Regions from separate parts of the Homo sapiens genome. Here regions 2, 3 and 4 are each linked to region 1. A link is a contact called in ENCODE Hi-C or POLR2A ChIA-PET data. All regions are on one chromosome and are shown on one strand. The core of a region is the stretch at or near the end of the contact, and the rest is flanking DNA. Distances in the headings are between cores, read along the strand shown.

Evidence for each region. A loop is a pair of places that touch in the nucleus more often than their neighbours do. ChIA-PET counts read pairs that join two places held with the same protein, here RNA polymerase II (POLR2A). Pooled maps may share reads with other maps.
Region 2: a loop to region 1 is called in a map of naive thymus-derived CD4-positive, alpha-beta T cell, with 5 times the contacts of the local background. The contact joins the promoter of GPR68 here to the promoter of TC2N in region 1. A Hi-C loop is called at or near these places in 3 of 168 maps with a recorded cell type or tissue (CD4-positive, alpha-beta memory T cell, CD8-positive, alpha-beta T cell and naive thymus-derived CD4-positive, alpha-beta T cell), 4 of 37 single-sample maps with no recorded cell type and 14 of 50 pooled maps. POLR2A ChIA-PET finds 5 or more read pairs at or near these places in 4 of 52 experiments (T-cell, activated CD4-positive, alpha-beta memory T cell, activated CD8-positive, alpha-beta T cell and 1 more).
Region 3: a loop to region 1 is called in a pooled map, with 4 times the contacts of the local background. The contact joins the enhancer-like site here to the promoter of TC2N in region 1. A Hi-C loop is called at or near these places in 7 of 50 pooled maps. POLR2A ChIA-PET finds 5 or more read pairs at or near these places in 3 of 52 experiments (CD4-positive, alpha-beta T cell, Caco-2 and activated T-cell).
Region 4: a loop to region 1 is called in a map of CD8-positive, alpha-beta T cell, with 3 times the contacts of the local background. The contact joins the enhancer-like site here to the promoter of TC2N in region 1. A Hi-C loop is called at or near these places in 5 of 168 maps with a recorded cell type or tissue (CD4-positive, alpha-beta memory T cell, CD8-positive, alpha-beta T cell and naive thymus-derived CD4-positive, alpha-beta T cell), 4 of 37 single-sample maps with no recorded cell type and 13 of 50 pooled maps.

The regions. Positions count from the first base shown.
Region 1 is chr14:91,863,969-91,870,797 of GRCh38, reverse strand. TC2N (tandem C2 domains, nuclear) reads left to right here and starts at 3,262. Exons shown (of 12, transcript NM_001128596.3): 1 at 3,262-3,536. FBLN5 (fibulin 5) reads left to right here. Exons shown (of 11, transcript NM_006329.4): 11 at 413-1,387. The coding sequence ends at 574. RefSeq lists an enhancer at 3,047-3,096.
Region 2 is chr14:91,241,437-91,248,387 of GRCh38, reverse strand. GPR68 (G protein-coupled receptor 68) reads left to right here and starts at 3,684. Exons shown (of 2, transcript NM_001177676.2): 1 at 3,684-4,091. RefSeq lists enhancers at 3,917-3,966, 3,486-3,987, 5,047-5,156.
Region 3 is chr14:91,343,132-91,350,605 of GRCh38, reverse strand. It overlaps CCDC88C (coiled-coil domain containing 88C), which reads left to right. Exons shown (of 30, transcript NM_001080414.4): 5 at 6,949-7,007. Among named protein-coding and RNA genes, the nearest start is that of CCDC88C, 71 kb to the left of the region's middle. RefSeq lists an enhancer at 1,265-1,344. Within about 2 kb of position 2,150, at least 3 of the 41 ENCODE cell types and tissues checked have a DNase peak (open chromatin) inside an H3K27ac peak, as active enhancers do.
Region 4 is chr14:91,316,050-91,323,459 of GRCh38, reverse strand. CCDC88C (coiled-coil domain containing 88C) reads left to right here. Exons shown (of 30, transcript NM_001080414.4): 13 at 2,156-2,340. Among named protein-coding and RNA genes, the nearest start is that of GPR68, 75 kb to the right of the region's middle. RefSeq lists an enhancer at 6,960-7,349. Within about 2 kb of position 5,724, at least 23 of the 41 ENCODE cell types and tissues checked have a DNase peak (open chromatin) inside an H3K27ac peak, as active enhancers do; they include CD8-positive, alpha-beta T cell, where a contact is called at or near this core.

The DNA of each region.
Region 1 (6,829 bases), core at 2,013-4,512:
CTCAGTGGTGAAAAGCCTGACCCCAGTACCTGTTCTTACAGAACTCATAGCCTAGTGGGAGCCTAGATATCAGACACGGATCAGGTAGACAGTATGGACAATCATACATGGTCATAAATGCTTTCCATCCTGTACAAAGTAAAGGCTGCAGCGTCAGAGGTCGCAGGGGGACCTGACTTAGATTGGGGAACCAGAGAAGGCTCCTCTTAGGAAGTGACCTTTCAGATGAGACCTGAAGGGTTTGCAGAAAAGAACCAGGTGGAGAGTGGGCAAAGCCAGGGAAAGAGCATGGCACAGTTGAGGCACCGAGGGGGTGCCAGTTTGACTGACGGAGGCAAGGGAGCGCCCAGGTGGGGCTGCAGGGCCACCATGCAGGCCTTTTCTCACTGGTGTTCCCCGGTTCTGTCCATAGCAAACGGGCCCCATCAGTGCCACCCTGGTGATGACACGCCCCATCAAAGGGCCCCGGGAAATCCAGCTGGACTTGGAAATGATCACTGTCAACACTGTCATCAACTTCAGAGGCAGCTCCGTGATCCGACTGCGGATATATGTGTCGCAGTACCCATTCTGAGCCTCGGGCTGGAGCCTCCGACGCTGCCTCTCATTGGCACCAAGGGACAGGAGAAGAGAGGAAATAACAGAGAGAATGAGAGCGACACAGACGTTAGGCATTTCCTGCTGAACGTTTCCCCGAAGAGTCAGCCCCGACTTCCTGACTCTCACCTGTACTATTGCAGACCTGTCACCCTGCAGGACTTGCCACCCCCAGTTCCTATGACACAGTTATCAAAAAGTATTATCATTGCTCCCCTGATAGAAGATTGTTGGTGAATTTTCAAGGCCTTCAGTTTATTTCCACTATTTTCAAAGAAAATAGATTAGGTTTGCGGGGGTCTGAGTCTATGTTCAAAGACTGTGAACAGCTTGCTGTCACTTCTTCACCTCTTCCACTCCTTCTCTCACTGTGTTACTGCTTTGCAAAGACCCGGGAGCTGGCGGGGAACCCTGGGAGTAGCTAGTTTGCTTTTTGCGTACACAGAGAAGGCTATGTAAACAAACCACAGCAGGATCGAAGGGTTTTTAGAGAATGTGTTTCAAAACCATGCCTGGTATTTTCAACCATAAAAGAAGTTTCAGTTGTCCTTAAATTTGTATAACGGTTTAATTCTGTCTTGTTCATTTTGAGTATTTTTAAAAAATATGTCGTAGAATTCCTTCGAAAGGCCTTCAGACACATGCTATGTTCTGTCTTCCCAAACCCAGTCTCCTCTCCATTTTAGCCCAGTGTTTTCTTTGAGGACCCCTTAATCTTGCTTTCTTTAGAATTTTTACCCAATTGGATTGGAATGCAGAGGTCTCCAAACTGATTAAATATTTGAAGAGAGCTTGTGTTTGGTTCATTTTGACATCATAGACGAGTCAGCCTTTGGGGTTCTAGTTCTGTTTAAACCTGTTTATTGTGCGCTGGCTTAGAAAGCTCTCCAGAGAGCTAGGGCATTATCTGTGACTCTGGCAAATTGATGGGAGGGGGGCGGTGGGGCAGAGAAATAGGGGTCGTGGGGAAGTTAGGGGGAGGCATCATCCCTGAGTCCTGTTTCATCTGATTAGAAAACAACCAACAATCCTTCTCTTACGTAGATTATTTCCGGTGCTCCTGCAGAACAGGAATGTATTCAAGTTACTTTAAACCAGTGGCCTTCAACCCTGGCTGCATAGACGGATAACCAGTAGAACTTTGGAGGAAAGATTGATTCCCCGGGACATGCCCCCAGACACTCTGATGTCATTGGGCTTAGGTAGGGCCCGGCCATCAGGATTTTTGAAAACTTGACTATGTAGCCAGAGTTGAGAATGTATTGTTATAAACCCTAGAAAGAGAGGTGGACAGATGGGGCTGGAGCCCTAGCTGCCTTGCCCTCAATGTCTTTTCTGCTCATTGTAGGATACATTATTCTTTTCCTGGTCAGGGCCTCTGGACATCCTTCAAGTCTTAGAACCCTGTGCAGGGGCCAAGAGAGTCAACATTGCAAGTCACAGGAGAACAGGTTGGGATGGCTGTCTTTATGTGCCATCCCAGGAATCAACCCAAGGCTTCAGGAAAAAAGTGCACTCCCTGATAGCTGAGGTGGAGTCTACAGATCCATCTGAGGGTGCTCCCATCCTACCTGTTGGTGAGGTATTCATTAAGGACCCCCACAGTGCCTATCAGGAGTTGTGTCCTGGACCCCTAGTCTTAGTAGGCATTCCACAGATCCTTGTGATATGGACAGGAGACAGGGAAATACTGGGTAGAAGAGGGTGGTTCCCTGGCAAAGGCCCCACCCTCAAGCCTGGGTACCCATGGCCCTAAATGAGGACAGCCATTCCTGTTTTCATCCCTAAAAAGTTGCCTTTTGGCCTGCCATGTCCCCTATCCTGTACCCATATAAACCCTGAACCCCAGGCTCCAGGCTCCAGAAGCAGACGGGGAGACAAGAAGATGAGCAGACATGAATGGCAGAAAAGCACGGCAAAGAAGGAGAGAAGAGAAGGAACATTGGGAGGAATTCGACTGGAGACGATCTGAAAACTGGCCACTGGATGGCCAAACTCCAGGGGAAGATCATCTTCCCACTCCATCCCCTGTCCAGCTCCCCATCCATCCTACTTAGAGCCACCTCCACCACTCAATAAAACCCCTGCATTCATCCTGCAAATCCATGTGTGACCTGATCCCTCCGGGATGCTGGACAAGAGCTCGGGATACAGGAAACTGTCACACTGGCCCTCTGCCCTGGCAAAAAGGGAGAGGGTCCACTAAGCTGGTTAACGCTTAAGCTGTCCACGGATGGCAAGGCTGAAAGACTGCACTGTTTCAGTGCCTACTCGGGCTTTGGAAGTCACAGACACCGACCCCGGGATGCTGTCATGGGGCTGGGGCCCAAAAGTGCTCACCCTGGTTCCTGCACCTGCCTGTCTGCGTGCTCCCCTTCCCATAAGGGGTTTTAGCTTGGGGTGGCTGAAGAGAGAGCCACACCCCTGTTGCACATCCTGTGAGGGGGCCAGGGAATTCTCCTGTTCCACTTAGTAGTATCTTAGGCCTTCAGTGGAAGGAAACAGCATGTTCCACGCCCTGTAGCATCCAAGAAGCTGCAAGTCCTCCCTCCTCACCCCAAGAGCATTTCTCACACCCACACCACACACCTCACTTTGCTGTTGGCTGTGGTTATTTTTTTCTCTAACTAAGCACATCTAAACCATGCCTAGTTGTGGTTCTTCAGTCAGGGTCAAGTGGTGTTAGCAATCACATCAGCACCAAATGGCTCAGGATGCTCTGGTTTCAAAGCTTATAAAACAGAGGGTGATTCCCTTGGGACTCACTCAGCTCGGCTCCGAAAAGCAAAGGCCAGAAGGCAGCAGTGAGCCTGGGTCCCTGCTGTGTAGGGAGACTCAGGGGCTGGGAAGAAGGATGGAATCAGAAATGCTGAAGGTTTACGTGAGCTTTGCACCGAGCGCCTCCGAACCACTGCCTCTGGGCTCAACAGAACACAGGGGTAAGTCTCCATGAACTTCTCAAAAAGAAAACTGGGAAGCTTTCTGTCTTGATGATTTGAGGACCCACTGGTTTCAGAGGTGCCACATTTGGAACCAGATCCGAGTCTTTAAGGTTTGTGTTTTATTTGTTCATGTCAAAATGTGGCTTCCTGCTTCTAAGAAAAGAAACTCAGGCTCATAAAAGCAGCCTCCAAGGGCTTCTTGGACCTCAAATTGCGCTTTCAAAATGTGGTCTGATGGGTTCAGTGTAAATGCACCAGAGGCATGTGGGATCCATTTACCTTAAAATACACTTGGGCCTAAAAATTAAGAGAAAAACAGTCCAGGGCAAAGTGTATACTGCAAAGTCAAGCTCCAAACATTTGGGAAACAGTTCTAGAGGCTGCTGGAACCCCAAATGCTACTTGCTTTACCTACCCCTTGGGAATCATCAAATGTTATTTTTTGTACAAGACTGGGGATGAGCCTGCTCTCTGATCCCAGTGCTGTGCTCTGCTGTGCAGTTCTAATGGGGCAGGCTGTTTCCTGGACCCTGAGATCTCCAGGCTCCCTGTGCCTATTCCTTGTCAGCTTTGCCCCATCCAGGAGCTGGGCTGAGCTTGTCAAGTGACCTCTGCTTTGTACCACTCCATCAGGTCCTGAAGAATGAAGGGTACCAAGGTGGAAGGGGCGCAGGATTAAGAGTAGGGACGCCTGCAAAAGCTCTCGTGTTACCACCTCATCTTCCAACTTTCATGTGGGTGAAAACGTTCATCCTAAATAATTGCTTCTAATTCTGAAGTTTTGTGATTCCTTGAAATGTACTTTGGGGATGACAGCCAGCATTTCCATTTCACTGCAATTTCAGAGTTTTGCAGTGGTTTGCCAATCATAACACTTTCTAATTGGCACAAAATCCACCTACCTGTTGCCTCTCAGGCTTGGGTAACATACTTCAGACACTTTCTTAGGTAAGTCTTGGCCCTTGGGGTGTTATTTGCCCAGATGGTAAAAACATTTAAGTAGGTCTGATTATTTCATTTTCAGTGGTTTCAACGCATTTTTGTGGCCTGGGTGGTTACTGTAATGTGCCCAAGTTGTTCATTCTGAGCCAACGGGGTCACCCACAGAGAGAAGACTTGACAAAGGAACTCTCCTCTACTCCCCTCTTGCCAGATGAAATATTGTTTGTAAAAGGTCTTTGTCTTGAGAGGATCACATACTTTGGTTAAGAATCCACTTTGGTTAAGCCGGTTGCTGGATTCAGAGACATGAACAGGATAGACAGTCCACCGATAACTTTATAATAACACCTTTTTAATAACACCTTTAATAACTTTTTAATAACTTTAAAAGTTATTAAAACTTTATAAAAAGTTAATCTAAAACTTTAATAACTTTTTAATAACACCTTTAGCCAGGGGTTTATGCAGCATACACGACAAAACTGGAATATAATGTGGTAGGTGCAGTAGCAGGGTCCACAAAATTATTTTAGTTAGATTTTAAAAATTATTAAGACATCTGTTTTATACAAGAAAAATTCTTATGAAAATTTATAGACATGTGTTTGAAATTTAGAATAAGTTGCCTCTGCTTAGAATTATTAAGTATTTTGAAAGGAAACACTAATAAATGCTAGATAAACTTTTTCTTTTTGATACAATTTGTGTTTACTTTAAATGCAATATTTTTTTATCTGAAAAAAAACGTGAGCACTTAGCAAATCTCTTCATTATTTTGGAATTGGCCAATGCTTATAAACTACAAACAAATATACAGATTGTTCCTTGTGCTGATATTTTTGTTTTCAAATTTCTTAGTCCTGTTACTTAACAAATGGCTGATATCTTTGTTGGAATCCCTGAACATAGCTAAAAGATGTTTTTTTAAAAAAAAAAAAAAAAAAAAACCAAGAGGCTCCAAGACAAAGGAGTGCACAGAGGCAAAATTTATCACTTTGGTAGCTTTTGCGGGGATGAAAGCCTCCAGTTAGAATGTTTGACTTACTAATGGTTCTTAATAATGAATCTTAGCCAGCAGCCATCAGAGAAATAAATCATTAAAGTGAGAAAATAGGTGTCAACACAGGAGTGATCTACTGAATTGCCATTTTGGTGTTCTTTCAGAGGGGAACTGCATGTTGACAGGCAGTGACTTTTTCAGGAATTTGGGATATTCTTGAGCAATAATGTAAAGATGAAGGCAGGGGGCTGGGCACAGGGGCTCATGCCTGTAATCTGGGAGGCCGAAGTGGGCAGATCACTTGAGGCCAGGAGTTCAAGACCAGCCTGGTCGACATGGTGAAACCCGTCTCTACTAAAAATACAAAAATTAGGTGGGAGTGGTGGCACACACCTATAATCCCAGCTACTCAGAGACTGAGGCAGGAGAATTGCTTGAACCCAGGAGGCAGAGGTTGCAGTGAGCTGAGATTGCACCATTGCATTTCAGCCTGGGCAACAGAGCGAGAGTCTGTCTCAAAAAAAAAAAAAAAAAAAAAAGATGAAGGCAGGGTAAATTGTACACACATACAAATACAGTGCCATTATGATACCTGTTTATTAGGATTTGAGAAATTAATTAACATTGATTTAAGGCCACAGAGTCATTGGATCACTTGATTCTGTTTAAAAGAAGTTTTCGTTTGGGTAGGATTGTTTTGGTTTCAACCTGTTCCTTTTTTCTAAGTCTTCGTTTCCAACCTTCTACTCAGAATGAATTTGACATTGCAAAACTGGCTTGTATCACGATAGCTACTATGCTTTAAAATAGGGTAGGTGCTTTGGCATCTTTGGAGTTTTAACGTATGAACCATTCATAATTTATCCCTAAAGCGAGTGTGGATTGTTTTATTTGTGAACGTTCTACATCCCCTGATCTGAAAACTTACCAAAAAAGCCAACATTGAGATGAAGCAGGGACCCCTTTTAGGGGCCTCCTTCCCCCTACTCCCCTACAAGCATGGAAATAAAGCGAAATCTTGAGTTCCTGCAAGGGAAATTCCAGGCACCCAGCTAGCCCTGAGAAGTAAGGAGCAACTTGGTAAACAAGAAGGTAATAGTAGCTTAAAACAATAGCCAGGGAAGTTAGAGTTGCGAGATGTTTGGTTCCCTCCAGAGACTAAAGGTAACATCTTAACATATATCCCTGAGTTGTTTTTCAGAAACCCAGACCCCCACCAAATGGATCCCCTGGCATGCAGACCTCAGGTAAGGGAGAACTGAGGACTGAATTCTGAGGACTGAATTCTGACCTCTGTTCTTTATTCTGGGTTTTTTTCTTTTTTTTTGCCAGGGTCTGGCTCTGTTGC
Region 2 (6,951 bases), core at 2,435-4,934, 620 kb after region 1:
TGGCGGGCGCCTGTAGTCCCAGCTGCTCAGGAGGCTGAGGCAGGAGAATGGCGTGAACTCGGGAGGCGGAGCTTGCAGTGAGCTGAGATTGCGCCACTGCACTCCAGCCTGGGTGACAGAGCGAGACTCCATCTCAAAAAAAAAAGAAGGGAAGAATCTCGGGCCCTACCCCAGACCTACTGAACTGAACCAGAAGATACACTAACAAGATTCCTGGGAGATGTATAATACATGCACACTAACATTCGAGAAGCAGCGCTGTACAGGGTTTTTGTTTTGTTTTGTTTTGCTTGACACATGGTTTCACTCTAGTCGCCCAAGTGTGATCTCGGCTCACTGCAACCTCCACCTTCTGGGCTCAAGCAATTCCCCAGCCTCAGCCCCCTGAGTAGCTGGGACTACAGGCACATGCCACTGCACCCACCAATTTTTTGTATTTTTTGTAGAGACGGGGTTTCACCATGTTGCCCAGATTGGTCTCAAACCCTGAGTCAAGCAATCCACCCGTCTCAGCCTCCGAAAGTACTGGGATTATAGGCATGAGTCACCTCACCCAGCCAGCACTATACAGGGTTTTAAGTAAGTATCACAAGGTGGGTGTGGGAGGCAGAATAATGCCCTCTCTAAAGAGGCCCAGTTCTTAATCCCCAGAACCTGCCACTGCGTTACCTTACGTGGCAAAGGGAGATTAAGGCAGCAGGTGGAATTAAGACTCCTAATCAGCTGACCTTAAAGTAAGGAGTGATCCAGCATTGTCACAAGCAAGGACCCTTTGAAGTGGAAGAGGGAACATGAGAGTCAGAAGAGGAGATGTGATGTGAGAAGGACTCAGTTGACTGCTGTAGGCTTTGAAGATGGAAGATGCCACAAGCCAAAGTATGCTAGAAGTCTCTAGAAGCTGGAAAGACAAGGAAATGGATTTTAGAGCCTCAAGAAAGAATGCGGCCCTGCAGACTGCAGTTTTGATTTTAGCCAGTAAGATCGATGTCATGCTTTTGACCTCCAAAACTGCAAGATAAGAAATCGATGTTGTTTCAGCCAGCCACGGTGGCTCACGCCTGTAATCTGAGTACTCTGGGAAGCCAAGACAGGTGGATCACTTGAGGCCAGTAGTTTGAGACCAGCCTGGCCAACATGGCAAAACCCCATCGCTACTAAAAATACAAAAATTAGGGCCAGGTGTGGTGGCTCACGCCTGTAATCCCAGCACTTTGGGAAGCCGAGGTGGGCGGATCACCTGAGGTCGAGAGTTCAAGACCAGCCTGACCAACATGGAGAAATCCCATCTCTACTAAAAATACAAAATTAGCCAGGCATAGTGACACATGCCTGTAATCCCAGCTACTCAGGAGGCTGAGGCAGGAGAATAGCTTGAACCTGGCAGGTGGAAGTTGCCGTGAGCCGAGATCACGCCATTGCACTCCAGACTGGGCAACAAGAGCGAATCTCAAAAAAAAAAAAAAAAAAAAAAAGTTAGCCTGGTGTGGTGGCGCATGCCTGTAATCCTAGCTCCTTGGGAGGCTGAGGCAGGAAAATTGCTTGAACCCAGGAGGTGGAGGTTGCAGTGAGTGGAGGTGGTACCACTGCACTCCAGCCTGGGCAACAGGATAATCCCTGCCACACAGAGTTGATATAAGGATTAAACAAAGGATGGGCACAGCACCTGGTGCAAAGCAAATGCTCAGGAAATGGTAAAGGGAGCTCTTGGCACTGAGCCACTCCAGGCTATTTTCTAACTCCTTGAGGGCCAAGCACATGAGAGAGCATGGGCTCTTTTTTCTCTTACTGAGCTAGCATTTCACAAAGACCTGGGCTCAGCCAATTTGAGTAAAACCAAAGAAAGTTTCACCCCTCCTTCATCCCAAAGGCATGGTCCTTACTCCAGGTGCAGTAGGGCACATGCTGCCAGCAGAGGGGCTGGGGCAGCTTGCCAGCCCCTGGCAGGGCTGGAGGCGGGAGGGGACACCATGCCATTAGTGGTTCCTGCAGGTATAGACGATGATGGTGTAGACGGCCGGTGTGTGCACACCCTGTTAGGACAGGCCACCCCGTAGAGGGCCAGAGGTGCTCTCTCTGGCAGGTTGTGTCCTAGGGGTAAGCCAGGCAGTCACTGCTAAGTCAGTTCTGTGCTCCTAACCCCGCGTCCTCCTATATGACATCAGGGAAAGCCAGCCACACTTCCGCAACTCAGAAGTAGCACGTGTGTCTAAATGCACGCTACTGCACCACAACAAGCTGAAGCCTTTGCTCGTAACATAAGGCCTGCAAGAAGCAACTGACGTAGGAAACTTTTTTTTTTTTGAGACGGAGTTTCGCTTTTGTCGCCCAGTCTGGAGTGCAATGGCATGATCTCAGCTCACCGCAACCTCTGCCTCCCAGGTTCAAGTGATTCTCCTGCCTCAGCTTCCCGAGTAGCTAGGATTACAGGCATGCGCCACCACCCCCAGCAAATTTTTGTATTTTTAATAGAGATGGGGTTTCACCATGTTGACCAGGCCGGTCTCCAACTCCTGACCTCAGGTGATCCACCCGCCTCGGCTTCCCAAAGTGCTAGGATTCCAGGCGTGAGCCACCGCACCTGGCCGGAAATAGTTTTTAAAAGGCCTGCTATGTGGTAGCATTTGCTTGGAGGGCCCAGGCCCCACTGAAGGGGATTTCCTTAGACCCCCTACCAACAGAGTGAGGGCAGTGGAGCCAAGGCTCTTGGCATGAATAAGATGGGCATCAGTGTTTTAAACTGTGTTGGTCCCCAGAGCAGGGACCAAGCACAGGGCTCTGGCCACTTCCAGCAGGAAGGACTCGCACCCCCAGTGGCCCCATGCACCGTATCTGTTGGCTTCCTGGCTCTGGCAACGTAGCTTATAATCAGCTTCCAAGGAGTCTGCCTTGGAGGGAGGTGGTTACGCCAAAATGCTGGGCCTTTCCATCCTCCGTGTTATGTGTGTGAGGGAGGGAGTTTAGTAAGTGCTCCTGAGAGCCAGAAGGGCCCCCGGGGCCAGAGCCCTGGGCTTGATTCCTTCTCTGGGGACCGACACAGTTGAAAACATTGATGCCCGCCCTATCCTTACTGATGCCCAGAGCCTTAGCTCCACTGCCTTCGCTCTGCTGCTCTGCCAAACAGGATCCTACCTGCTTCACCACATCCGTGGCTGCCCACCTTCACTGCACTTTAGAACAGTCCAGGGAGCTTTAGAGCCACTGATGCTGGCACGTCACTTCCAGGAAACATGATTTAACCAGCCCCGGGTGGGGCCCGGGCATTGGTATTTTTTTTGTAGGCTCCCAGGTATGTTCTCATGCACATGGCCAGGGTTGAGCCCCAGTGACCCAGATGTTGGCGGCTTCCCCCACCCTTGCCTGGATCCCGGTATCCTGTAGGTGCTGAAAGGTGGCTAGAATTAGCCCACCCCCTCCTCCTGTATCCCCCCACCACAGTCCTGAGGGCACCTGCCCCTAGCTCAGGCTTTCACATTCCCAGCGAGGCTGCTCACTGACTCTGGGTTGCATGGAGAGCAGAGGAAGATGCGTGGAGAGAGCCATTCCGCCGCCCTCAGCCTCTGGCTGGCGAGTGGTTCCTCGGCAACCGCCCAGCCTGACACCAGATTGGAGTTCACATGATTCTGCCTCAGCTCGGGAATGGGCAGCCTCCAGCTGGGGATTTTCTAGCCGGAGCTGGGAGGTTCAGGCTGCGGGAAGTCGCTGGAGGGAGAGCTGGGATCGTGGCTGCAAGGGTGCCCAGGCTCCTGCAGAGCCTCTGCAGGAAGCCCAGCTGTTTGAGGTTTGAAGGCAGAGCCTAGCTGGGGCAGGCAGAGTCAGAGAGGACTCGTTTCAGAGTCCCCCCTCAGAGGACTCCCTCCATCCTGATTTCAGCAGCTGCCTGCTCCTCACCTGGTTGCAGAGACCACACTGCCTTCCTGGGGCCCTGAGGCTCTAGGAGAAGCTGGAAAGCACAGGTGGGGGTCCATCCAGCTGTTTCCAAACTGCGGGTTGTGACCCATTCATGGGTCAGTAAATCAACTTCATAGCTCATGACCTGCATTTAAAAAATTGAAATAGAATAGAAATGATCAGAGTGCGTGGCAAGAAGTAGGGTAAGTATTGCTTTGGGGAAGTTTGTTGCTTTGTACAGATGTGTGTGTGTGTGTGTGTGTGTGTGTGTGTGTGTGTGTCTGTGTTCTGGGTCGCGATGTCAGGTGTATTTCTTGCTATTGCTTGTGATCCAAAAAGCTCAAAGGCAGCAAGTTGGTGCCTAGACACGTGGGTTCTGGATTCAGATCCACCCCAACTGACTGTGTGAGTTTGAGCCTCCCTGCATTAGCCTCTCTGGGCTTCAGGTTCTGAGAAATGGCTTAGCAATGCCAGCCCACCTGACTCACAGGGACTTCGTGGGCCCAGATGGGACTGACCTTTGAAACAGTGACAAGGGTTCTAGAAGTGAGATGCTATGGTCCACGTTGTTGCTGGAGTGAGGCGATCTGGGGGGAAAATGGGGACTAAGGAAAAATGCATCCTGATGTTTCCCCTCTCCTCAGAGGGAAAAATAAAGCACTTTCAGAAAATGAAACAGCCTTGCTTAAAGCATGCAGAGGTTTGGCCAACTGAAGGAAAAGGAAGCTGGGCCCTGGGGAAACTCCCCAGCTCTTGTGGGTTTGGGGTTCCGTGAGCAGCCCTGGCACCATGAGTAACTGTCTGTGTGCGTGCCGGTGTGTGCTGCACGAAAGGGGGGGCGAGTTAGATCACTATTTATGTGCCAGCTGGAATCCAGCATTTAGGCACCTCCGCCTTCTGACTTGGGACATGCAAGAGACTCCTAGCTTAGTCAGAGAGGCCTTTCCTTCCTGTTGGGAGCTTAATTTCTCTTGGTCATTAAAGTCCTCAGAGACCTCTATGCTGATTTGCATTTGCTAAAGATTTGCTTTCAGGCGTTGAGTCACTCTATAGTTTTTCTCAATTTTTTAGCTGGGTAATAAAGTGTTATTTTGATTCTTTTCTCCAATGCCTTCCCAAACTACGGACTGGCCACGTGGCTGGTTTTCCTCAGTGGGCGTTGAAAACATGGTTGACCTGCTAAAGCATAGTCCAGGTGAAGGGGCCAGGCCAGGACCAAGCCTGGTGGCCATTGCTGCAGCATCTGTGAGGACTGGAGCTTGGCTGAGCTGGGGGCTTGAGGGTGGTGGTTCTGGGATGATCATGATAGTCAGCACAGCATGAAGGAAAGTATGGACCAGTCCGAGTTCCAGACCTGGCCTGCCGCATCTCAACTGCAGAGACTTCAGCAGGTTGGTTCATCTCTCTGAGCCTCAGTTTCTTTATCTGTAAAGTGGGAGCTGATGAGAGTGGTGTTGAAAGAGAGAACAGACATTCAGAAACTTGCCTGGCAAGTGCAGGGCCCTCGACAGATGTGGCTTAGTTCTTCTCTACATCTACGTTTTTCCATTTATGGAATATTTTCGCATCCACTGTGTTCTTTGATTTTTGAGGAGGAAGGTTCCTGTGGAGATGAGGTAGAGGGCAAGTCAGAGTTTCCATCTGGGGGTGCCTGTCCTCAGGGAACAGTAGAAGGGAAGGCACTGGTGAAAAATCAGGACCCTCAGACCAGCTCAGGCAGGCTGAGCAGAGAGGGGACCACGGTGATTCCTCCTCCTCACTTTCCTGTTTCTATTAATGATATCCTCACTGTCCCAGCACCCAGCCTCAACCCCCCACCACTTACCTATCCACTCACTCACCTACTCACCTACTCACCTATCCACCCACCCATAATCCATCTGCCACCCATTCCCTCATCCATCTATCCATCTTCCCCTCACCTGTGCATCCATTTACACATTCACCCATCCACTTAGCCACCCACCCACCCACCCACCCACCCTTCCATCAGCTCACCTATCCACCCACCCATACGTCCGTCTGTCCACCCATTCACTCATCCCTCTATCCCTCTACCCCTCACCCATGCATCCATTTACACATTCACCCATCCACTTATCCATCCACCCACCCATCTATCCACTCACCTCTCCAGCTGCCCATATATCCATCTATCCAGCCATCCAGTCATCCATCTATCTGGCTACCCCTATCCCTCCATTTACTCATTCACCCTCCCACCTCTCCACCATCCATCCAACAAATAATTCTGGGGAGGCTATAAGGACCAGGCACCAAGAAAAATCTCCAATTTGCCCCTGGTTGTTCCCCACCTCCCTTGTAATTACTTGCCAGTTCTACAGCTTCACACTGTTTCCTCTCTCGCCCTGCCTACCTCTTATTTAGATCCAGTCACACCAACCTACTTTCAGTTCCGCAGAGCTGCCCCTTCTCTTCCTCTTGCATTTCGTCTGTTTCCACACATTTTCCACAGGTAGAAACTCTCCTCTGCTTCGGCAGCACTTCCTCTTTCTTCTGATCTTACTGTAACTGCCGATGCTCAGGAAGGCCTTTCCTGACAGGGTGAGGCCCCCACCCGTGAATCCTCACAAAACCCTGCGCTCTCTTTGTGAGCTTGTTTCACTTATCTTCTCTCCTCCGCCTTAGGACTAAAAACCACTTGTTACTAGGGGCCAGTGTCTAGTGTTGTGCCTTCCATATAATAGACACTCGGTGAGTATTTGCTGTATGAATGAATACTTGGGTGGACGGATGGATGAATGGATGATGGATGTTTGAATGGATGGATGAACAGATGGATGGATGGGTGGATGATTGGAGAACCATGGAAGCATTTGCAGCAGGGTGTGACTGGGTTAGATTTCTGTTTAGAGGATGGCTTTGAGGATAGTAAGATGGAGACAGGAAGCAGCCCAGGAGGAGGCTGTTGCACTGACTCTGGGAAGGAGCTCTTGACCAAGCCCATCTAGGGTGCTGGCAAGAGAGCTGAAGAGGAGGAGATGGATGTAGGAAATACTTAGAGTTGAAAATGGTAGAACTTGGAAATTAACTGGACGCTGT
Region 3 (7,474 bases), core at 901-3,400, 520 kb after region 1:
CAAGGGCAGAGAGTGTGCAGTTTGGGGCAGGAAGGGAAAGGGATGCTTGCCTGCCATTGCTTAAATCCCCAGCTTCACACCTCAGTCATTGTTTATACACAACAAGAATTAGTTCCTGTATCCAGAAATCAGAAAGTGTCTTCTGTCTGGGCATGGTGGCTCACACCTGTAATCCCGGCACTTTGGGAGGCCAAGACGGATGAATCACTTGAGGTCAGGAGCTCAAGACCAGCCTGGCCAACATGGTGAAACCCTGTCTCTACTAAAAAATACAAAAATTAGCCAGGCGTGGTGGTGGGTGCCTGTAGTCCCAGCTACTTGGGAGGCCGAGGCAGGAGAATCTCTTGAACCCGGGAGGCGGAGTTTGCAGTGAGCCGAAATTGTGCCACTGCACTCCAACCTGGGTGACAGAGTGAGACTCTGTCTCCAAAAAAAAAAAAAAGTGTCTTCTGAACATGTGCATGACTACAGCTTAAAGAACCAGAGTGGAGTCAAAAAGGACTATACACATTATGTACCAGTCATGGAAGGAAGATAGGTTTTGTTCCATGTGTTAACTTCCATTAACTGGTAGTCTGTGGAGGGCTGTGTTCAGAAGGATTCTGAGGCCTAGTTCCACCCTAAGTCAGAAAGTGCTGTGATTGACTAATCATGTCTGCCATGGACTCAGAGTTAGCAAGTCGGGGAATTTTCAAACCTTGATATAATGCACATTTTAGAGGATGGTGTATTTTAATTGTGCAACTACTTTTCTATCCTCACCTCTGCCCTTAGAAACGTGTGCTATCAGGCAGTTTCCCTTTTGTTTTGGAAGCTTATGACTGTTAACGTCTGCAGCTTTCTATATAGCTTATGTTGGCCTGCCTGCATTGCATTTCTGCTAAGAAAGGCTGGGGTGAATTTCTTTGTGTCAAGACTCCAGGAAGCAGGTAGTAAGGTAAGGTTTTTCTTAGACTCAGCTATTGACTCAGGCCGTCCTGGGATTCCCCCAGGGGTTCTCCTATTCTCAACAGAGTGTAGTTGTGTTAAGTGTGGAGTGTGTCCGGTCTGATGTTTCTCGATCCCCGCCCGCAGTGGTTGCTTGTGACTTTTTTGGTGTAGAAATTCACGTCGTTTTATAACCTGCCCCCGTTTCTCCCTCTGAACAGCAGCTCGAGTAAGTGTAACCATAAAGCACTTATACTTTGACAAGCAGCGTGCTCTCTTACCTCTTGGCCTTCGCATGTGCTGTTCCCTGGGCCTGGAAAGCCCACACTTGCCTACCCGATAAGTCTGTCTCCTCCTTATCTGTGGAACTCAGCTCAAAGGTTATTCCCTTTAGAGTCCTTGCCCTGGGCCTTGCTGCAAATTAGAAGTTCCTTTCCCGGGTTCCCATAGCATTTATCAGCTTTCTGATTGCTGGTTTGGCTCCCAGCACATAGTAGGTACTTGGCAGGGAGCTGTCTGTAGGTTTGTTTGATCTTGGCCTGCTTGACTGTGTCACTGAGCCAGTCTTACTGGCAAGGACCCAGGAGGGAATCTTCTGCTGTGTTTTGAAACTATTCAAAACCCACAATCTGGTAGATTTATGGAAATAGCGGTTTTTCTTATGACTGAAATCCTGAAAGAAATTGGGCATCGGCTTCTCATGAGAAATGAGGAAACTTCTGCTTCCCGCCCTGGGCGCTTTTTAAAAAAAAATTTTGTAGGAATCTGTAGGGGTGGGGATCACAGGATGTTTTTGTTAATAAGCAAATGTTTCTATTCACTCAGCCTGGTGAGAGCAAGCATCACTCTGCTTCATTTGAATGAGGGCAGAGGTGAATTTCTTAGTAACCTGTTCATCACCAAAGAGTTTATTTTTTTCATGAATATTTTTCTAAACTTAATTCTCTACCTTTAAAGCCTTTTTCCCTCCTGTTACAAACCTTAGCAAACAGGAATCCATACTCTTCTAACCTGTGCTGTGGGTCAGATTGTTTTCTTGATGTCTAATGGGTGTTGGGATGAATGAGGGAATGAATGAACTCAGGGTTGTCATTGTGTGTGATTGCAGGGTGCTGAGAGAGTAGAACCGTTTGCTCTGTCACCAAACAGCCTCGGAGTGTTGTTTGTTTTTGTGGTGTTTTTTGTTTATTTGTTTGTTTTGGAGACAGGGTCTTGCTCTGTCGCCCAGGCTACAGTGCAGTGGCACAATCAAAGCTCACTGCAGCTTCACCCTCCCAGGCTCAGGCGATCCTCCTACCTCAGCCTCCCAAATAGTGCACCACCAGGCCAGGCTAATTTTTTTTTTTTTTTTTTTTTAATAGAGATAGGGTCTTGGCTGGGCGCAGTGGCTCACACCTGTAATCCCAGCACTTTGGGAGGCCAAGGCAAGCAGATCACTTGAGGTCAGGAGTTTGAGACAAGCCTGGCCAACATGGTGAAACCCCATCTCTAATGAAAATACAAAAATTGGCTGGGCATGGTGGTGTGCGCCTGTAATCCCAGCTACTCGGGAGGCTGAGGCAGGAGAATCGCTTGAACCCAGGAGGCAGAGGTTGCAGTGAGCTGAGCTTGCACCACTGCACTCTAGCCTGGGTGACAGAGCGAGACTCCATCTCAAAAACTCACCATTTTTTATGGCTGCATAGTATTCCATGGTGTATATGTGCCACATTTTCTTTATCCAGTCTATGGTTGTTGGACATTTAGGTTGGTTCCAAGTCTTTGCTATTGTGAATAGTGCCACTATAAACGTACGTGTGCATGTGTCTTTATAGCAGCATGATTTATAATCCTTTGGGTATATACCCAGTAATGGGATGGCTGGGTCAAATGGTATTTCTAGTTCTAGATCCCTGAGGAATCGCCACACTGACTTCCACAAGGGTTGAACTGGTTTACAGTCCCACCAACAGTGTAAAAGTGTTCCTGTTTCTCCACATCCTCTCCAGCACCTGTTGTTTCCTGACTTTTTAATGATCGCCATTCTAACTGGTGTGAGATGGTATCTCATTGTGGTTTTGATTTGCATTTCTCTGATGGCCAGTGATGGTGAGCATTTTTTCATGTGTTTTTTGGCTGCATAAATGTCTTCTTTTGAGAAGTGTCTGTTCATGTCCTTCACCCACTTTTTGATGGGGTTGTTTGTTTTTTTCTTGTAAATTTGTTTGAGTTCACCCGGCCTCAGAGTGTAGTTTTGAGCCCTCTAGTGTGTGTGCAAGGTTTCTGGTCTCTTCCTTGCTCTCAGAACACCATCAGTGAGCCTCTCTAGCACTTTCCTCCCTTTTAATTTGCTGTTGTAATGTGCTTTGGGCTGGGGAAATGGATCACCAGAGTTGTCCAAATGATTCTACAGTGTGATGTAATTAGTTTATTTGGGGACTTTGCTGCGAATAGAGTACATAAAGATTTTCTGTGCAAACCCTGACTTCTGTTTGGGCTGATCTCAGGCCCTTAAGTGCTTTCTTAGTGTTTCAGCTCCTGTGGTGGGTACAGTACCAGGTGAGTGGCCTTTCAAAAAGTGAGTCTCATTGTAGGAAGACAAGCCAGTGACGGCTGGGAAGGGTCTGTGCCTCTTATATCCAGCATGGGCATGTGATGAGCACTTGCCAGTGATCTGTGGGCCGACAAAAGGGAAAGGGGGAGGTGGGTGACTTGGGCTGAGCCGGCAAGCACTGTCAGAAAGACTGATTGGAGGCTTTGTTAACACTCATGTGGGCATTCCCTTTTCTCTCTCTTTTTTTGAGACAGAGTCTTCCTTTGTCGCCAAGGCTGGAGTGCAGTGGAGCAATTTCAGCTCACTGCAACCTCCGCCTCCTGGGTTCAAGTGATTCTCCTGCCTCAACCTCCCAAGCAGCTGGGATTACAGACGCGTGCCACCACGCCCAGCTAATTTTTGTACCTTTGGTAGAGTCGAGGTTTCACCATGTTGGCCAGGCTGGTTTCGAACTCCTGACCTCACCTCCCACCTTGGCCTCCCAAAGTGCTAGGATTACAGGCATGAGCCACTGTGCCCAGCCCCTTTTCTCTTTATCGAAACTAAAATTAAGTGGCTGATGAATAGCTCCACGTTAATAGGGAAGTGAGTCACTGTGGTGATATTTATTCTATGGATTAGAGTATCTTGGGCCAAATAAAAGATCTCAAGTAAAAAAAAAAAATCCTAAGATTTTGAGAATTTTTCCATTTCAAATATTGATGAATTTCTACACTTACTAGCAGGAGAAGGATTTAACCTTAGAAGATTGCTTTGCAACGCTGAGCCTTATTCTCAGGTGTGTCCTCCAGAGCAGGAAAGTGGCCTTAGACCCTGTGGTCCAACCCACCAGTCTCTCCCTGCCCTGCCTTCAGGCTGGGGGGCGGGGTGTGTTTCTGGTTCAGTGAACCCCCAGTTCCCAGTTCTGAGGCTTGACAATGATGTCATTATCTCAAGGAAAGCCAATTTTAGCTATTTCTCAGTTGAGGGGTCTTAGGAGGAGGTCGCATATTCATTCACTACTTATACCCAGGGATCTGAAATGAACCGCAGCATTGGTTCTCAGGACGGCGGTTTGGTTTTTTCATCCCGGCAGTCTTTGACACTTTGGGACACTGTAGCCCAGTGTGTGAGTTGGTTAAGTCTTTTAAGAGAAGAAAGCTATTTCTGGCATGTCCTTTCTTCCTCAATACAATAGGATATAACGAAAAAGAACACATAGATTTTTTTTTTTTTGAACCTGAAAGGGAACCCTGCACATTACCCAGGCCATTTTATAGATGTGGAAACTGAGGCTTGGAGACAGAGTATGGCTTGTCTGGGACACACAGTTCCTGGGTGACCAAGCCCATCGTCTAGGCGCAGGTGTTCTGCTGCTGTTTAAGTGTTTGAGATAGATAAACAGGTGAAGATGCATTCAGCCCCAAGCACAATCAAAGAGACACAGCTCAGAATGACGAAACAGGATTTTTGGCCTGATTGACAAAGTTGGGAAAGTGGTGAGGTAAATGTTGATCAAGGGTAGGAAAATGGGAATCACCACACATTTCCCAGGGTGAAATGGCAGAGCCTGTCTGCAGGGCAGTTTGTCAATATGAAAAGCTTAAAAAGGGAATGCATAAAGAATTAGCTACCATGATATTCTTTATAACATTGTTTAGATTGAAATATTTTAAGGCCGGGCACGGCTGCTCACGTCTGTAATCCCAGCACTTTGGGAGGCCGAGGCGAGCAGATCACGAGGTCAGGAGTTCAAGACCAGCCAGGCCAACATGGTGAAACCCCCGTCTCTACTAAAAATTCAAAAATAGCAGAGCGTGGTGGCGAGCGCCTGTAATCCCAGCTCCTTGGGAGGCTGAGGCAGGAGAATCGCTTGAACCCAGGAGACAGAGGTGGAAGTGAGCCAAAATTGTGCCACTGCACTCCAGCCTGGGTGACAGAGTGAGACTCTGTCTCAAAAAAAAAAAAAAAAAAAATATATATATATATATATATATATAAATTGAACCTCTGGAAGGGGTATTGGTTAAATAAGTTACTGGCCTTGATTTACAAAGTAAGTATGCAACCATCAAAAAGGTGCAGTGGCTCACACGTGTGATCCCAACACTTTGGAAGGCTGAGGCAGGAGGATCGCTTGAGCCCAGGAGTTCAAGACCAACCTGGGCAATATTATGAGACCCTGTCTACAAAAAATACAAAAGTTAGCCAGGTGTGGTGATGCGCACCTGTAGTCTAGCTACTCGGGAGGCTGAGGTGGAAGGATCACTTGAACCCAGGAGGTGGAAGCTGCAGCGAGCTATGATTGCACCACTATACCCCAACCTGGGCAATAGAGTGGGAACCTGTATCAGAAAAAAAAAAAAGGGGCCGGGCGCGGTGGCTCAAGCCTGTAATCCCAGCACTTTGGGAGGCTGAGGTGGGCGGATCACGAGGTCAGGAGATTGAGACCACGGTGAAACCCCATCTCTACTAAAAATACAAAAAATTAGCTGGGCGCGGTGGTGGCCGCCTGTAGTCCCAGCTACTCGGGAGGCTGAGGCAGGAGAATGGCATGAACCCAGGAGGCAGAGCTTGCAGTGAGCCGAGATTGCACCACTGCACTCAAGCCTGGGCGACAGAGCGAGACTCCATCTCAAAAAAAAAAAAAAGGATGGCTTTATGTTATCTTATAGAATTTACTTTAGAATACTCCAGCCAAACAAACTTAAAAGGGGGAAGGAGGAGGCAGGTAGAGTGAGAGGTGCAGAATGTTGATAATGTGAGGCTGAGTGTATTGTGGAGGTTCATTATACTGTCCTCCCGTGTCTGTTTGGAATTTTGCATAATAAAAAGGGGAAGGTTGTATACAGCCTTATTTTAGCGTTGACTCAGTATTTCCTGTGGGAGTTGTTCTCTCCCATTGTGTACTTTGCTTACGCGCTAAAAAGGGATGCTGATGTTATGGTTTGTTAATTATCATGGGGAGATACTTACGACATATTTGAATGGAAGGGGCTTCAAATAGTTATGTACAGAATTCTCATTTGGTTTAAAAAGTAAATAAGGCTGGGTATGGTGGCTCACACCTGTAATTCCTGCAACCTGGGAGGCTGAGGTGGGCGGATCACTTGAGTCCAGGAGTTTGAGACCAGCCTAGGCAACATGGCAAAAACCCATCTCTTCAACAAATACAAAAATTAGCTGGGCATGGTGGTATGTGTCTGTAGTCCCAGCTACTAGGGAGGCTGAGGTGAGAGGATCGCTTGAGCCTTGGGAGGTCAAGGCTGCAATGAGCTGTGGGCCTGCCACTGCACTCCAGCCTGGGTGACAGAGTGAGACCCTGTCTCAAAATAAAATAAAAAGTAAATAAAGCCACACATGGAAGATCGATGGAGTGTGTATACCTAAGTGAATGTCACAGAGTAGAGAGATGATTTTTTTTTATCTGTTTTTTCCCTACGGTAAACATGTCACTGAAATTATATCAGCAGTTGAGCTGAGTTAAATGTGTTGCTCTCTTGATCTAGGGAAGAGCATGGAGGAAATCAAGAAGGTGCTGCTGCTGGTGCTGGGCTGTGCTGTCCAGGTAGGGATTGGGCAGGGCTGCAGCAGAGGGACCTACCCCAGCCATCTCATATTGGGTTTGCGGGACTTGACCGAGCCCTTAGCTTAGGTGGGAGGATGCTCCTTTCAGTCCAATATGACAGAAGGCCGCTGGGTTCCTGGAAGAGAGTGGCCATTGTTTTACGTGGCAGCTGTTTCTAGTACCAGGGCACCTTGGGCAGGAGGCGAGATGGGGATCCCTCAGGCCAGGGTACCATTAGCAAATCGTCCCCAGCGTAGGAATCACTAGAACAAGGATCTGCAAACTACAGCTTGTGGGCCAGATCTGACTTGCTGCCTGTATTTGTAAATAAAGTTTTATTGGGCCGAGTGCAGTGGCTCATGCCTGTAATCTCAGCACTTTGGGAGGCTGAGGTGGGGGAGGATCGCTTGAGGTCGGGAGTTCAAGACCAGCCTTGGCAACATAGTGAGACCTCATCTTTACAAAAA
Region 4 (7,410 bases), core at 4,475-6,974, 550 kb after region 1:
TAGCTGGGTGACCTAGGGCAAGTACTTAACCTCTTAAAACTTTAGTTTCCTTACCTGCAAAATAGGGGTAATGAACCTGCCTCACAAGATGACTGTGAGGATGAGTGAGAGAAAACAGTGAAGCAGGAACCCCGGCTCTGGCCCTTGGTGTGTTCTGTAGAGGGCAGCTCTTCTTGTCTGTCTTACTAAGACATACCCAGTTACTCTGGTTGCTGGGGGGTGCTGACGAGATTTGCACTAGTAAAGAAACACTGGGCCGGGCAAAGTGGCTCATGCCTGTATTCCCAGCACTTTGGGAGATTAAGGCGGGCAGATCACTTGAGGTCAGGAGTTCAAGACCAGCCTGGCCAACATGGAGAAACCCCGCCTCTACTAAAAGTACAAAAATTAGTCAGGCGTGGTGGTGCACACCTGTAATCCCAGCTACTCAGGAGGCTGAGGCCGGAGAATCGCTTGAACCTGAGAGGTGGAGGTTGCAGCGAGCCAAGATCACACCACTGCACTCCAGCCTGGGTGAGAGAGTGAGATTCTGTCTCAAAAAAAAAAAAAAAAAAAGAGAAACACTGGCGTTTTAGTAGTAAACCATTGTGTCGTTTTAATAGTCTTCAAGGCACTGACTTTAATGGAAGAGGAAATGAAACATCGATTCCATTGTTTAACTCACAGAACCTTAAAAATTAATCTCTGTGGTCAGTTTGGGAAGGTGAAAAGGGATGGTGGTGATGGTTGCAGAAAAGTGTGCTTGTACCTAATGCCACAGATCCAAACACTTTAAAATGGCTAAAATGGTACTTTTTAAATATATTTTTCTGTAATTTTAAAAATGGGTTCACCCCCATGAATTCTGCAGAGACACTGTCCAGATGACCACAGGTTTTGAAATAATGGAGTCTTATTTGAGGCTTGGTGTTGAAGTTAGGTTAGTTTCATTTACAGCTTATTTGGGATGGAGCCCTCCAAGCGTCCTTGTATGTGGAGTGTGTGTGTGTTTATGTGTGTGTCAGTGCTGGGCTGGGGCCAGGTACACACCATCCCCTCCACTTCTCGCCTGCTGTTGGTTTGGGTCTTTAGGGCGTTCTGGCCTGTTGGGTGGTCCATGTCGTTATCCTTGGTAGAGGATGAAGACTCAGAGGGAAACGAGATGCTGTTCAGTCTTTATGATCACCCGGGGAATCTGAACCACACACATTTCCAGATTTATGTGTTTGCTGTGAAAGCCATCACCCCCCTGTACCCACAGCCCCTGGGGTGAAGAGGTAGGGGGAGGAATCGCTGTATTAGCAACAGTGTGGAAAGGCCCCAAGAGATGAGGACGTGGCACTGGGTTGGGTAAATGAAGGGGGGAAGAACCGGGCTCCTTTCTTAAGAGGGCTTTTGCATACCTTTTTTTTTCCCCTCCCCAAAACAACCCCATGACTTACCTAAAATCATGCACCTGCTTGTGGCAGGAGGGGGCCAGGAACTCCCATTCCTGACTCAAGACTCTTCCCTTCTCCATTTGCACCTGAGCTGTTTAAAAGCAGAGTAGATAGTCTGCCTTTTACTATTTTTAGCTTATTTTTCATCTCATTTAGAATTTTAAAAGTAATTTGCATACACTATCACAGTTTTCTTCAACATAATTGTGAAGTCACAGAAAGAAATCTCTGCATAGCATCTCATCCAGGCTGACAAGTGCCCGACACATGTTCCAGTGTAGCTTTCTACCACCCATGGCCAACGGGAGTGGTCAGTTACGTGCCCCTGCCTGCTGAGCAGCCGAGATGTCCATTATGCTCTGGGGGGTATGGAAAATGTCACCTGTGTGTCATCTCTGTTAGCCTCTAAAATCCTTGATTGGACAGTTAGGATAGCAGCCTGATAGCCAGATGGTTCCCAGAAGTGACACAGCCCTTGCATTGGCTCCTGGACTGTAACCTGCCGCCTTCTTGAGCCCTGGATTGCTGCCCTGACAGACCCCAGCAAAGCCTGCAGAGGAGCCCTCGGGCACTGGGAGTGGAGGGGCAGGAGGAAGGGTCCCCAGCTGACCTGTGGGAGCTCCTCCCCAGCCCCTTAGACCCTGGACTCCGGGACTGATGACCATCTCGGAGCTTGGGGCAGAGAGTGGAAGTGGAGGCCCACAGACCACTGGGCTCTGACTGGACTTTGTCTTCAGCCTCCAGGAAGTCGTTTGTGTTTGAGCTGAACGAATGTGCGTCCAGCCGCATCCTGAAGCTGGAGAAGGAGAATCAGAGCCTCCAGAGCACCATCCAGGGGCTGCGGGACGCGTCCCTGGTGTTGGAGGAGAGCGGCCTCAAGTGCGGGGAGCTGGAGAAGGAGAACCACCAGCTCAGCAAGAAGGTACCTCGGCCTCCTTAGGCCACCGGGGAAGCACAGAACCCTTGGGCACCCTCCCATCCTCCCCAGTGATTGTCTGGAGCACAGACAAGGAGGGGGCCAGGTAGAGCATGCAGGTGTCAGGCAGTGGACAGAATCCAGGCGCAGTCACCGCTGATTATAATAGGAATGGGAGTGAGGACTGGGGAGAGCCAGAGGAGGCGTGGCCCTGTCCCTGCTTCGCTGCCATTAGAGGATGACCCGGACATGTGACTTTCTTGTGCCTCATTGTCTTCATTTGTGAAATGGGGTTGATGGGGTGCCTGCCTGTAAAAAGAAAACTCCCTCGTTCTCTTCCACGCCACTGCTCCCAGTACCTCACTGCTTATACCAGGGGTGTGGGGTTTTCCCCATATCAAGCAGTTCTCAAGTTCTTGGGGGACACCAGCTGGGTATCCTACAATTTAACTCAATTCTGACACTACAGACCCTGCAGCCTAAGGGCTCAGTCCCACCAGACTGCCTCCCACTTCAGGTGCCAATCCAAGTCCGGATTGTCACCTGTGCTTCTGATCGGCTGGCTGCAGATCAGAGGTTCCCACCACCCCCTTCGTGGGCTCCGCTATTGCCTAGATGGCTTAGTATTCCTTGTTTATTACAAAGTATACAACGCACAGGCAGAACAGATGCACAGGGCGGTGGGTGCGGGGAGTGGTGCCACGCTACCCTGTCCTCTGCGGGTGCCCCTCCAGCACCTCCACATGTTCACCAACCTGGACACTTTTTGACCAAGTCCTTTTGGGTTTTTATGGAGGTTTCATTATATAGGCATGATTGATTACATCATTTGCCATTTGATTAGCTCAACCTCCAGGCCCTGTCTCCTCCCTGGAGGTAGGGGAGGCCTGAAAGTTTCATCTCTCTAATAACATGGTTGGTTCCCTTGGCAACCAGCTCCCATCCTGAGGCTCTCCAGGAGCCCCCAGTCCTCATTCATCTTAGCATACAAGAAAGACACCTATCCCTTTGGAGATTCCAAGGGTTTTCGAAACTTGTGCCAGGAAATTTAGCAACAACCAAACACACATTTCTTTTTTTTTTTTTTTTTTTTTTTTTTTTGAGACTGAGTTTTGTTCTTGTTGCCCAGGCTGGAGTGCAATGGCACAATCTCAGCTCATTGCAACTCCACCTCCCAGGTTCAAGTGATTCTCCTGCCTCAGCCTCCCGAGTAGCTGGGATTACAGGCACCCACCACCACACCCAGCTAGTTTTGTATTTTTAGTAGAGACGGGGTTTTGCCATGTTGGCCAGGCTGGTCTCAAACTCCCGACCTCAGGTGGCCCACCCGCCTCGGCCTCCCAAAATGCTGGGATTACCAGCATGAGCCACCATGCCCGGCCCCAGACACACATTTCTTATGCTGGCTGTTGTGGGGATTAGAGGTGGTAGTGTGTGTGACGGATTCGGCACATAGTAAGCACTCAATAAAAAGAGAGCAGGGCACTGTTATAAAGCATGCAATAGGGACCCAGGGAGAAGAACCAGTAAGGTACCGAATACCAGACGTTGAGTTGTTGACTAAAGTGATAATGAACATCTTTGGGGCTGCAAAGCCTAGGTCTGTATGTGTGAGGCCACTGACGGAACACCTTAGGGTCTTGCTGTGGTAAAACAAGCAGGTCAGTGCTTTCTCCCTCCCCTGGGTTTATGGGATGGGGAAGAAGAGATAGCTGAACTGTGTTCTGTTTTAATGACAGCTGTTAGGTCTTCCTGGGAGCAGAGTAGAAGCCAGACACCTGGGTGAACAGATGAGAGTTTGCAAGCCAGTCTTGTTCTACAGTTAAGAGGATCCCTGTCACATGGCAGATTCCTTCTCAGGTGCAGGAAGGGGCCAATGAGAGACTAGGGATTGCCGACAGGTCTTGCTCATTCCAGGTCAGAGGACCTCTCATCCACCTGCCTCACACTGTGGAGGCACTGGTGTACTGTGGGCTCTGAATGCACCAGCTGTCAGATTCCAGTCGAGGGAGGAGGCCAGAGTGTTCTTGCGGGCTGACTGCCATGCAGGATGGGCAACCCTCAGCCAGCTCAGCTCATCCTGAATTTCCCTCTCCAACCTCAGCCATCCAGCTGTGAGTCCTGGCAGTGTCATTTACTGAGGCATGACTGTGGCAGGACACCTGGGTCCCTTGGCTCTGCAGGTTCTTTTTTTTTTTTTTTTTTTTTGGACGGAGTCTCGCTCTGTTGTCCAGGCTGGAGTGCAGTGGTGCAATCTCAGCTTCCTTGCTATCTCCATCTCCTGGGTTCAAGCGATGCTCCTGTCTCGGCCTCCCAAGTAGCTGGGATTACAGGCATGTGCCACCATGCCCAGCTAATTTTTGTGTTTTTAGTGGAGATGAGGTTTCGCCATGTTGGCCAGGCTGGTCTCCTGACTTCAGGTGATCTGCCCACCTCAGCGTCCCAATGTGAGCCACTGCACCCAGCCACTCTGCAGGTTCATGATCTCTGAGGCTGGGAACAGGTCCCCCACTCCTGGGAACTGGTCCCTTGAGTTCCCTCATGGGACTTCTACGAGGCTCCTCACTCTTGTCCCTTTGAACTTTGTGTGCCTTGCAGCGTTTGAGCTGCCAGGTGGTTTTTCCTCTCTTTGTAGGACAACAGAAGACACCCCCGTCTCATGCCACATCTTCTGGTGCAGGGCAGCATGGGGAAAGTGACTCGGTTTTTTGAGACAGGGTCTTGCTCTGTCATCCAGGCAGGAGTGCGGTAGTGTGACCATGGCTCACTGCAGATTTGACCTCCAGAGCTCAAGTAATCCTCCCACATCAGCCTCCCGAATAGCTGGGACCACAGGCACGTACCACCACGCCCAGCTAATTTTTTTTTTTTGGAACTGGGGTCTCTTTATGTTGCCCAGGCTGGTCTCAAACCCCTGGGCTCAAGCAGTCCTTCGGTCTCAGCCTCCCAAAGTGCTAGGAGCACAGGTGTGAGCCACTGTGGCTGACTCAGTGTTTTGGTTTCTTAGATTCATGTGGGCCTAGCACGGGAAATGTCTTCATAAGTGGCAGCCCAACCTTGGCCATGATAAAAATAATTGCCCTTTAGGAAGATGAGAACCTCCAGCTCTGCAGGTCCTCACGACGCTGCCCCAGAAAGCCTGCAGTATTATCTCTCTGGCCTAGTGATATTTTGGGGCCCCTTCTGGCAGGTCACCAGGGTGGTGCCCAGGCATCTCTCTGCCCTGTCCTGTCTGCTGTGGCCCCTCCTCTGTACAAACAGGACCTGGCGGGGGCGTCGCCCACCCACCACAACTCCTTATGCTGATCTCTCAGGCCCTACCCACTTCCTCCCTGGCCCGACGCCAGCCTCTCCTGCCGTGGCCCTCGGGAGGCCCTGTCTTGGCACACACTCTCTGGTCGTGGGGGCGCCGGAAGGGAGGGGCCGCTGTTTGCAGGCAGGGCTGTCCTGTGTCTGAAGCCTGGAGCTCTCTCCTCCCTCTCGTCCTTGGCCTGCCCTGAGCCTGGCTGGAATCTGGCCCGACCCTGCAGGGTGGTTCTCCCTTCACTCTCTGTCCATGTCTCACTGACTGTTTTATTGGCCCCAGTGCCCAGCCCAGAGTCTGACACGTAGAGGGTGCTCGCCAGCATTTGACAGGTGAACCCTTCAGCACCAGCAGGAGGCAGGCTGTGCTTCAGGCCTGGCAACCCTCAGCCAGCTCAGCTCATCCTGAATTTCCCTCTCCAACCTCAGCCATCCAGCTGGCATTTCCTAGTCAGTAAGCAAGCCCGTTGGCCCTGCTGAGTCCCACAGGGGGCCCCTAGTGCCAACCTGGCTCTTCATCTCACCCCGAATGTAGCCCAGGCTGCACGCTTGCTTTGGTCTGGGACCTCTGGAAACCATAGTTCCCTGAAGTTAAAACATCTTTCTCTCTAACTCAAGGCACCTCCATGGGTCCTAGAGAAGCCCCCTCCCTCCTCTGTGTCTGTAGCTTTGTATTGAAGTCATAAGAGTTCATTCTTTGAGTCAGGAAGGAAAAAGAATCCTTATTTTTAGAGGAAGAGGGGCAGCCCTTTGGGGGCCTGTCATGAGAGGCAGGAGCAGCTCATGTGAAGACATGCAGCCTGGGGGCTGAGGGGCAGGGTCCTGGCACCCACAACTCCCAGGAAAACCTAATGCTGCACCACATGAGACTGTTGCCCATGCCAGTGGCTGCAGGGAGGACAGGAAACCCTCTGGGGGCCAGAAAGTCTGCAGCCATCCCATACCTTAGCCCAGCAGGTTCATCAGGTGCACAGGTCTTCTTCGGGGATGGACCGGAGTATAGGACAAAGAACCACAGAATGAGAAAGATGAGGGGTCCATCAGGGGTAGGTAGGACCCAGGAAATCACACCTTTAGACCAGAAGCAACAGCAATCAGAAATGCAAGGGTTGGCCGGGCACAGTGGCTCATGCCTGTTAACCCCAGCACTTTGGGAGACCGAGGCAGGCGGATCACCTGTGAGACCAGCCTGGCCAACACAGTGAAATCCCGTCTCTACTAAAAATACAAAAATTAGATGGGCGTGGTGGCAGGCTTCTGTAGTCCTAGTTACTCAGGAGGCTGAGGCAGGAAAATTGCTTGAATCTGGGAGGCGGAGGTTGCAGTGAGCCAAGATCATGCCATTGTACTCCATCCTGGGCGACAAGAGCAAAACTCCATCTCAAAAAAAAAAAAAGGTTGAGTCAGAATCTGCATTTCAGCAAGGCGGGCACTCGTGTGCAACGGGGAGCATAAGGACCTCTGTTTAGGTAGTTCATGTTTAGGAGGGCTGCGAACAGGTGGGTTCTGGCATAAGACCTTGATGTCAAGGAGATCACTGGGTGGCTGTCCAGGCCAGACAAAATGTGGCCTGGCCTGTGAGGGAGATGGTGGAAGTGTGGAAGGGGTAAGAAGGACAGGGCTTGGTGACACATTTCCATGGAGGTGAAAGAGGAAGAGATATAACAGAGGGCCACTTGAGCAGCCAGGTGACATCACCAACTGAGGCAGGAAGTCTCCAGGAGGACAGGAAGCTGGGTGCGTGTGAAACCCCCGAGGGCACCCAGCGGTGGC